Linked DNA regions of Homo sapiens: region 1 is linked to region 2. A link is an interaction called in ENCODE POLR2A ChIA-PET data of the cell type or tissue named here. Cell type or tissue: PC-3. All regions are shown on one strand. Links, peaks and the distances in the headings refer to the core of each region. The heading gives the core; the rest is flanking DNA. Region 1 has its middle 27 kb from the start of TCF7L1. Region 2 has its middle 24 kb from the start of KCMF1.

Region 1 (5,380 bases), core at 212-5,211, 160 kb before region 2:
GGAAAGACATACCGTGTTCTTGGATAGGAAGATTCTGTCATAAAGATGTCAGTTCTCCCTAAATTAAATGATATATTAATCATAATCCCAGTGGAAATTACCATGAGGTTTTGATAATTTTGTAGTCTTACAAGTTTTTTATATAAAGATTTTTTTAAAAAGAATAAACACTAGCCTGAGCAACACAGTGAGACCCCATCTCTACAAAAATACAAAAATTAGCTGGGCAGGATGGCACATGCCTGTAGTCCCAGCTCCTTGGGAGGCTGAAGTGGGAGGACCGTTTGAACCTGGGAGGCAGTGGTTGCGGTGAGTCAAGATCATGCCGCTGTACTCCAGCCTGGGTGACAAAGCAAGACCCTGTGTCCAAAAAAAAAAAAAAAAAAAAAAAAGAATAAACAAGTAATAATTCTTTAAGAAAGAGATACATAGGGAGGCTAGCCCTCCACGACGTTAAAATGTTATAAAGTTTCTGTAATTAAAAGAGTATAGTGTTGATATATGAATAGACAGATCAATGAAAGGATGCATCTCGAAGCAGTGGGGAAGAGCCAAACTTTTTTTTTTTTTTTTTTTTTTGAGACGGAGTCTCGTTCTGTCGCCCAGGCCGGACTGCGGACTGCAGTGGCGCAATCTCGGCTCACTGCAAGCTCCGCTTCCCGGGTTCACGCCATTCTCCTGCCTCAGCCTCCCGAGTAGCTGGGACTACAGGCGCCCGCCACCGCGCCCGGCTAATTTTTTGTATTTTTAGTAGAGACGGGGTTTCACCTTGTTAGCCAGGATGGTCTCGATCTCCTGACCTCATAATCCACCCGCCTCGGCCTCCCAAAGTGCTGGGATTACAGGCGTGAGCCACCGCGCCCGGCGAGCCAAACTTTTAAATAAACGGTATTGAGACAACTGCAACCGTGTACCTATATGGAAAAATATAACATCAGCTTCATTCTTCTCATATACCAGAATAAATGGCAAATGGGTAAGAGATCTAAATATGAAAAATGAAAACACAAATACTAGAAGAAAAACTGAATGTGTCTTTTTAAACTGGGAGTGGGAAAACATTTATAACTTTAAAAGCAGAAGCTATAGAGAAAAGACTGATAACTGTTACTATATAAATGTAAATATTATTTGCAAACATGAGAGAAGAAGGGAGAGAGAGAGAGGAAGACCTAAAATATTTAAAAGAAATTAACAAACTGTCAAAAGGTATTGACAAGTCATAACACACTAATACTCCTAACATACAAAGAGTTCATGATTTTTAGAATCATGAGGAAGGAGAAAGGGCAAAATATATGAACATAGAGAGTGAAAAAAAGAGGCCGGGATCAGTGGCTCATTCATGTAATCTCAGTCCTTTGAGAGGGCTGAGATGGGAGGATAGCTTGAGGCCAGGAGTTCAAGATCAGCCTGGGCAACATAGTGAGACCCACTCTCTACAAAAAATAAAAATAAAAACATTAGCCAGATGCAGTGGCACATGCCTGTAGTCCCAGCTACTCGGGAGGCTGAGATTGGAGGATTGCTTGAGCCCAGAAGGTCCAGGTTGCAGTGAGCTATAATCACTCCACTGCACTCCAGCCTAGGTGACGGTAGAGATCCTGTCTCTAAAAGAAAGGCAAATAGCAAAGATGGTCAGCCTTTTACATGATGAGGAAAGTGCAGTTTTTTATTTTTTTTTTGAGAGAGAGTCTGGCTCTGTCACCCAGGCTGGAGAGAAGTGGCATGATCTCAGCTCACTGCAACCTCCGCCTCCCGGGTTCAAGTGATTCTCCTGCCTCAGCCTCCCAAGTAGCTGGGATTACAGGCGCGTGCCACCATGCCTGGCTAATTTTATTTTATTTTATTTTATTTTATTTTATTTTATTTTATTTTTGTATTTTTAGTAGAGACCGGGTTTCACCATGTTGGCCAGGCTGGTCTCCAACTCCCGACCTCAAGTGATCCGCCTGCTTCGGCCTCCCAAAGTGCCGGGATTACAGGCACCAGCCACTGCGCCTGGCCAGAAGTGCAAAGTAAAATCATCCTGAGATATTTCTCCCCTATCAGATTGGCAAAACTCCAAAAGTTTGACAACATACTCTGATGTTGAGATATAGGGAGTCAGGCTCTGTTATACATTGCTTATGGAATGCAGGATGATATAATCTTTGTGGAAGGCAACTTGGCAATGTCTAATGAAACAGAATATGCATTTACACTTTGATTTAGCAATCCTACTTCTAGGAATCTATCCCAAGACGCACTAGCAAAACCAGTAAATGGCATACAAACAAGACAATTCATTGCAGCACTATTTGTGTCAATAAAAGACTGGAAATAACAAAAATGGTGTTTGGGGACTGGTTGAATGTCGCAGCTATACAGTGGAGTCCTATACAGATGTAAAAAGCAATGAGAAGAACCCCTATCTACCTCCATGGATTCCAGAAAATATGGCTAAATGGAAAAAAGCAAGGGGCAGAACAGTGCATAGTGTGCCATTCTTTGGGTAAGAAAAGTGTGGAAATATGAATATATAAATTATATATTAAAATTATATTTTCATAAATAATGAAAGCAGAAACGGTTGCCTATAGAGCAGTCTTTCCCAATCTTTTCACTCCAGGGGAACTCCTTTTTTTTTTTTTTGCTTAGACGGGGACTCACTCTGCCACCCAGGCTGGAGTTCAGTGTGGCACTGCAGTTGAACTCACTGCAGCCTGGACCTCCTGGACTTCAGAAATCCTCCCACCTCAGCCTCCTGAGTAGATGGGACTGCAGGCATGCACCACCATGCCCAGCTAATTTTTGTATTTTTTGTAGAGATGAGGTCTCACTAAACTGCATAGGCTGGTCTCAAACGCTTGGGCTCAAGTGATCCTCCCACTTCGGCCTCCCAAAGTGCTGGGATTACAAGCGTGAGCCACCGTACTGCTTAGAACAACTCTTGAAATGATTTTTAGGTCTCAGAGAACCCCTGCATAAAAATTATACCTACAGCTCATGGTATATTAGTGTGATTATTAAGATGTAGATATAATCATTCAATAATAAATCAGTAATGCCATTTTGAGAAGAGAATTTTTTTCTTTTCTTTTTCTTTTTTTTTTTTTGAGATGGAGTTTCGCTCTGTCTCCCAAGCTGGAGTGCAGTGGCACAATCTTGGCTCACCGCAACCTCCACCTCCCTGGTTCAAGTGATTCTCCTGCCTCAGCCTCCCAAGTAGCTGGGATTACAGGCATGCGCCACCACGCCCAGCTAATTTTGTATTTTTAGCAGAGACGGCATTTCTCCTTGTTGGTCAGGCTGGTCTTGAACTCCCGACCTCAGGTGATCCACTCACCTTGGCCTCCCAAAATGCTAGGATTACAGACGTGAGCCACCGCACCTGGTCGAGAATTTTTTTTTTTTCCCCTGTGAGTTGTGCATTTTGCTGAACTTATTAGCACACACTTTTTGTGTGGTCCCTCCAATCCACAAAGGATGTCAACTCCCATGCAAATCAATAGTATAGGTAAAGAAACCTTTTCATTTTAAAAATGTCTTCCTTATTTTACTTTATCCAAAAAAATCCAAAGCCTTATTACAAATTTCTACTACACAAGATGTTGATCAACTGTGATATATAGTGCATGTTTCATCCCCACTAAAAACTAAAAATGACTTTTTAACCAAACTTTCTTGAAAAATATTAAGCTTAGTTTAACCTTTATTGAAATTAATCTATTTCTTTCCTTTTCATAAAAATTTTAAACAGCTTTATCAGGATATAATTCACATACCGTACAATCCACTGCTTGAAAGTATAAAGTTCAGTGGTTTTTAGTATATTCGCAGAAATGTGCAACCATCACCAGAGTCAATTTTTTTTTTTTTTTTCCAGACAGAGTCTGGCTCTGCCACCAGGCTGGAGTGCAGTGGCTCGATCTTGGCTCACTGCAACCTCCACCTCCTGGGTTCAAGCAATTCTCCTGCCTCAGCCTCCCGAGTAGCTGGGACTACAGGCGCATGCCACCACACCTGGCTAATTTTTGTATTTTTAGTAGAGACGGGGTTTCACCATGTTGGCCAGGATGGTCTCGAACCCTTGGCCTCATGATCCATCTGCCTCGGCCTCCCAAAGTGCTGGGATTGCAGGCGTGAGCCACCGTGCCTGGCCCACCAGAGTCTATTTTAGAACATTTTCATCACCTCAAAAATGAACCCTATACCCTTCAGCTGTGACCCCCTCTCTCCCCCATGCATCCCAGCCCAGGAAAACCACTAATCTCTTAAATAGAATCATATAAAATGATTACAGTATCATTATGAGAAATATCATAACGTTTTCAGGTTCATTCACGTTGTAGCCTGTGCCATTACTTCATTCCTTCTTATGGCCAAAAAACAGTTCATTGATTGGATATATCATTCTACATTTTCTTTACAGATTTGTGAGTTGACAGACATTTGAGTTGTTTCTACTTTTTGGCTATTATAAATACGGAAGCTATAAACATTTGTGTAAAAGTTTTTATGTAGACATATGTTTTAAATTCTTCCAGGGGTACACCTAGGAGTAGATTTGCTAGATCATATGTTAACTTTATAATTAATCATTTGAGGAAGTGCTAAACTGTTTTCCAAAGCAGCTGTACCATTTTGCGTTACCACCAGCAGTATATGAGGGTTCTGATTTCTCCACATCCTCAGTAACACTTGTTACTATCTTTTTCATTATAACCATACTAGTGGGTGTGAAGTGGTATCTCACTGTGGTTTTGATTTGGATTTCCCTGACAACTAATAATGTTGAGTATCTTTTCATGTGCTCATTGACCATTTCTGTTTCTTCTTTGGAGAAATGTCTGTTTTGAACATTTGCCCATTAAAAAAATTTTTTTTTCCAGAGATGAGGTCTTGCTGTGTCACCCAGGCTGGGGTGCAGTGGTGCAATTGTAGCTCACTGCAGCCTCGAACTCCTGGGCTCAAGCAGTCCTCCTGCCTCAGCCTCCTGAATAGCTAGGACTACAGGCATGTACCACCATGCCGGGCTAATTTTCAAATTTTTCGTAGAGATGGAGTCCTGCTATTTTCCCCAGGCTGGTCTCAAATTCCTGGGTTCCCATCTTGGCCTCCGAAAATGCCGGGATTATGGGCGTGAGCCATCCCATCTGGCCTAAAAAAACTTTAAAAAAATTCTGGTAAAATATACATAACATAAAATTTACCATCTTAGTCCTTTTACATATACAGTTCAATAGCGCTAAGTCCGTTCACCTAGTTGTGGTTTTCCCATGTTAAAATTTAATTATCTGTATTTTATTGAGTGTGAGTTGTGTTGTTTATGTCTTTTATGTGTTTAGCTATAAATCCCTTATTAGCGATGTGATTTATAAAATTTTCTCCCATTCTG
Region 2 (5,380 bases), core at 85-5,084:
CTCTGCCTCCCAGGTTCAAGCGATTCTCCTGCCTCAGCCACCCGAGTAGCTTGGATTACAGGCGCGCACCACCAGGGCCAGCTAATTTTTGTATTTTTAGTAGAGATGGGGTTTCACAATGTTGGCCAGGATGGTCTTGATCTCTTGACCTCGTGATCTGCCCGCCTCAGCTTCCCAAAGTGCTGGGATTACAGGCGTGAGCCACCGGCGCCCAACCAACTTATGTAAATGTTGAAAACGAAAGTGTTAATTTTGAGATTGTTTGCTAATGCTGAACAAATGGAAACAATTTAAATGTTATTAACAGGGACTGGCTAAATAAAGCATGATACAGCCATATATTGCACAGGTTGGCATACTTTTTCTGTAACGAGCTAGATAGTAAACTCTCCGGGCATTGTAGGCCACAGTCTCTGATGCAACCTTTCAATTCTGCTACTATAGTGCAAAAGCAGGCTGAGACTCTATGGAAAGGAATAGGCATGGCTATGTTCCCATACAACTTCTTTTAGGTGCTGGGCCATATTTGGTCTAGAGGCCATACTTTGCTGACCCTAATATAATAAGTCTTACTATGTGACCATTAAAAAGAACCAAATAGAATTATATGTACTGACAAAGATATCCATCAAGTTGTTTTTTTGTTTTGTTTTGTTGAGATGGAGTCTCGCTCTTGTTGCCCAGGCTGGAGTGCAATGGCGTGATCTCAGCTCACTGCAACCTCCGCCTCCCAGGTTCAAGTGATTTTCCAGACAGCCTCCTGAGTAGCTGGGATTACAGGCGTGCGCCACTACACCCAGCTAATTTTTGTATTTTTAGTAGAGATGGGGTTTCACTATATGTTGGCCAGGCTGGTCTCTAACTCCTAACCTCAAGTGATCCGCCCACCTCGGCCTCCCAAAGTGCTGGGATTACAGGTGTGAGCCATCACACCTGACCCCATCAGGTGTTTTTTTTCTTTTTGTTTTTGTTTTGTTTTTTTTTTTTTTTAAAAAGAATATAAGGCCAGGTGTGGTGGCTCACGCCTGTAATCCCAGCACTTTGGGAGGCTGAAGCGGGCGGATCACTTGAGGTCAGGGGTTCAAGACCAGCCTGACCAACATGGTGAAAACCTGTCTCTACTAAAAAATACCAAAAAATTAGCCAGCCGTGGTGGTGCGCTTCTGTAATCCCAGCTACTCGAGAGGCTGAGGCAGGAGAATCGCTTGAACCTGGGAGGCGGAGGTTGCAGTGAGCCGAGATCGTGCCACTTCACTTCAGCCTGGGTGACAGAGCGAGACTCTGCCTCAAAAAACAAAACAAAACAAAACCAACCAAACAAAAAATATATATATAGCTGGGCATGGTGGCTCACGCCTGTAACCCTAACACTTTGGGAGGCTGAGGTGGGTGGATCACCTGAGGTCAGGAGTTCAAGACCAGCCTGACCAACATGGTGAAACCCCGTCTCTACTAAAAATACAAAATTAGCTTGGTGTGGTGGTACATGCCTGTAATCCCAGCTACTCGAGAGGCCGAGGCAGGAGAATCGCTTGAACCCAGGAGGTGGAGGTTGCAGTGAGCCGAGATCAGGCAATGGCCTGATCTCCAGCCTGGGTGACAGAGCAAGACTCTGTCTCAAAAAAAAAAAAAAAAAGAAAGAAAAAAAAGAATAAGAATGTATAGGCTGAGCATGGTGGCTCACGCCTATAACCCCGGTACTTTGTGAGGCCAAGGTGAGAGGATCGCATGAGCCCAGGAGTTTGTGACCAGCCTGGGCAACATAGTGAGACCTTGTCTCTACTAATATCAAAAACAAAAAACAACAAAAACAAAACAAAAAGTATATATATATATATGCATGTACATTTTTTGGAGGGGGAGGAGAAGGGGTCAAAGTTACACACACAGACACTTGTGTTTCTATAGGCTGACAGGACACAGGAGTCACACCAATTTGGGACCCATAGGCACTTTTTCTTACGTTATTGTTTGAATGTTGTACAATGAGAGAGCTTGGTTTTTGAAATAATTAAATGTAATTGAATTGAGATTTGTTTTGTTTCGTTTTTTTGAGACAGGGTCTCACTCTGTTGCCCAGGCTGGAGTGCAGTGGTGAGATCATGGCTCACCGTAGGTTCCACCTCCTGGGCTCAAACAGTCCTCCTGCCTCAGCCTCCCGAGTAGCTGGGACTAAAGGTGCATGCCACCACGTCTGGCTAATTTTTTGATTTTTATTTTTTTGTAGAGATGGGGTCCTACTATGTTGCCCAGGCTGGTCTCAAACTCCTGGAGAATTGGGCTTAACCAGTCCTCCTGCCTTGGACTCCCAAAGAGCTAGGATTACAGGCGTGAGCCATCACGCCTGACTGGGATTTGTTTTTAAAGTTCCAAAGAGCTTTACTAGTCTTAATCGTAATGTACATAAACTTGTATTCTATGTAAAATATAACAACTTCACAATCATAATAACCATACAGCCATCATTAGCACAGCGCCTCTAACCCACAGCCTCTTACGATTATAAATGGGAGTTCAGATAGATCCATGGACGCAGGGGAGGTTTGGTTGAGGAGCCAGGTCAGAGTCTTGGTTGGAAACACATGCAACTGTATCTGGAACCAGGGTCTGAGGCGAGCTGGGGACAGAGGGACCTCACTTCCAGCCTTCTCTATCAGCAACCCTCTAACATAGAGCTATTTCCAGGTCTAAAGGGTCTCAGAAATGTTCCAACAGCTTCTAGCTTCCTGGGCATTAGCTGCATTTTCACCTACCGGTAGCCCTAGTTCCTCATTTGCCAAAGGCCCACTGCAGGCCGGGCCCTGGTGCCAGCAGAGGAGGTCTGCACCCTCACAGCTGTAGCAGGAGGGAGACGTGCAGAGAGGTGAAGCTCACGGCCCTGGAATACGTGCACCACGGAGGTGAGTGCAAGTGGGTGGGGACTTTGTGGAACAAGTCACATCTGAGTCACTCTGAAGTATGAATAGGAGTCCACCTCATCAACCAAGGCAGGGCAGGAAATTCCAGGCAGACAGTAGTGCAGGGATGAAGGTCCAGAGACGGAAATACTTTTGAAGGCACCATATGAAGTTTATGAACAGAGGTGGAGCTGAGACACCACAGATCAGAAAGGGGAACCAGCAGAGGGTAGCAAGCAGGGGAGACAGGAAGTCAAATTTGAGCTTTAGGGAGATTTTTCTGATGGTAGGGGAGGAGAATGTGTGGGTAGAGCAGTTACTGGCCTCTTGTCCGTATAAGAAGTAATGTGGGCCTGGACTTGGAGCAGAAGTGATTCAGACCTTGCTCGCCTCGCCTCTGAGCCATATTCAAAGCTGCCCTACCAGCCTGCTGTGTCCTCTCCCCTCCCCTCCCCTCCCCTCCTCCCTCCCCTCCCTTCCCCTCTCACCTCCCCTCTCCCCTCCTCTCCCCTCCCCTCTCCCCTCCCCTCCCCTCGTATACTGTTGGTGTGCCAGCTCTCCTTTAGTCTTCAAACTTAAAGCTTGGGTGTCACCCACATCAAGAAAAGTCTATTGACTGGGTGTGGTGGCTCATGCCTGTAATCCCAGCTACTCAGGAGGCTGAGGCCGGGGGATCCCTTGAGCCCAGGAGTTCAAGGTTGCAGTGAACTATGATCACACCACTGCACTCCAGCCTGGGTGACGGAGCAAGACCCTGTCTCAAACAAAGCAAAACAAAAAACCCCAAAAAACTCCACTGATGTCCCCACCCCATCCCCCACCATTCCCGAGCTTGGTCAGGGACCCCTGCCCTGGACTCTATGATGCTCTGTGCATTTCTTTTCTTTTCTTTTCTTTTTTTTTTTTTTTTTTTTGAGACAGAGTCTCACTGTGTCATCCAAGCTGGAGTGCAGTAGTGCGATCTCGGCTTGCTGCAATCTCTGCCTCCCAGGTTCAAGTGATTCTCCTGCTTTAGCCTCCTGAGTAGCCAGGATTACAGGCATGTGCCACCACGCCCAGCTAATTTTGTATTTTTAGTAGAGACAGGGTTTCACCATGTTGGTCAGGCTGGTCTCGAACCCCTGACCTCATGATCCGCCCACCTCGGCCTCCCAAAGTGATGGGATTACAGGCATGAGCCACCACGCCCAGCAGCTCTATGCATTTCTGAGTGTGAATCCCATTGCTTTATGATTGTGTTCTGGTTTTTGTTTTACCACTAGATTGTGATTTTCCTACCAGGTCTCATTCATTCTTCTGACTCCAATGCCTATCACAAAGCCTGGCACAGAGAAGATAAGAGCAAATATTTGTGATTGAATGAGTAAATGATGAATGAAAAGTGAAGACGGGAGATGAGAGAGGTATTTGGAGGTGGAATCAGGGTAACTTGGCAAGTGATTGGCAGGGATAGTGCAGAGGGTGGGTGGTGAGAGGGTGGCATCGAAGATGACTCCAGGTTTTCTGGTTTGGGAGTAGGGGAGCTCTGAACTGTTTTTATTCACAATACTTCTGCCACCAAATGTGTGAGTTTTTTCTTATACTGACCAGTTATTCAACTCTCCAGATACCAATTGGGTATCCAACAAATCAATTCCATTCTGACATTATCTACCTAGAATTAGTGTCAATGCCACCAAAGAGCTCCATCCCGCAAGACTGCCCTGATTTCAGATGTCGGTTGCTGGTACCAGGTTACCATCTGTATTTCTAACCAACCAGCTATAGAAGTCCTAGGTTACCACAACCCCCTCTTCATGTTCAATAATTTGCCAGAATGGCTCACAGAACTCGGAAACACTTTCGTTAGGCTTACCACTTTATGATCAAGGACATATGCTCAGAGACAGCCAGGTGGAAGCATAGGGCATGGTATTGGAGGGGCACGCAGGGCTTCTATGTCTCCTCTGGGCAGGCCGCCCTCCTAGCACTTCAGTGTGTTCACCAACTGGAAGCTCCCCGAATCTCATCATTTAGGGGTTTTTATGGAGGTTTCATTACACAGGCACAATTGATGAAATCATTGACCAATGCTGATTGACTCAATCACCAGCCCCTTTTCCTTCCTGGAGGTCTGGGGATGAGCTGAAAGTTCCAATTCTGTCATGCCTTGGTCTCTCTGGTGACCAGCCCCCATCCTCAAGCTATGTCGGGGACCCCCAGCCACCAGGCACCTTATTAGCACACAAAAGATATCATTCCAGGGATTCCAAGGGTTATAGGAGCTGCGTGCAAAGACTGAGGACAAAGACAGAATACATATTTACCACAGGAGGTGCTGGTGCCATTAGCCAACATGGGAGATATGAGAAGAGGAGCAGATGCCGGGCGCAGAGGCTCACGCCTGTAATCCCAGCACTTTGGGAGGCTGAGGCAGGTGGATCACCTGAGGTTGGGAGTTCAAGACCAGCCTGACCAACATGGAGAAACCCTGTCGCTACTAA

The links. ChIA-PET counts read pairs that join two places held together with the same protein. Peaks named below come from ENCODE experiments on the same cell type or tissue, not always from the same donor. Only the 100,000 strongest peaks of a DNase experiment are listed, where the experiment ranks them.
Region 1: POLR2A ChIA-PET joins it to region 2 with 11 read pairs; 3 of 35 experiments call an interaction of 5 or more read pairs at or near these places.

The regions. Positions count from the first base shown.
Region 1 is chr2:85,103,734-85,109,113 of GRCh38, reverse strand. No RefSeq gene overlaps it. Among named protein-coding and RNA genes, the nearest start is that of TCF7L1, 27 kb to the left of the region's middle. In PC-3, for the core only: no CTCF peak of the experiment used is centred there; a DNase peak (open chromatin) is centred at 2,133.
Region 2 is chr2:84,944,148-84,949,527 of GRCh38, reverse strand. No RefSeq gene overlaps it. Among named protein-coding and RNA genes, the nearest start is that of KCMF1, 24 kb to the left of the region's middle. RefSeq lists an enhancer at 2,945-3,114 and a silencer at 3,285-3,434. In PC-3, for the core only: a CTCF peak has its summit at 3,117 (motif pointing right); DNase peaks (open chromatin) are centred at 2,967 and 4,257; H3K4me3 peaks cover 1,326 bases; H3K27ac peaks cover 3,303 bases.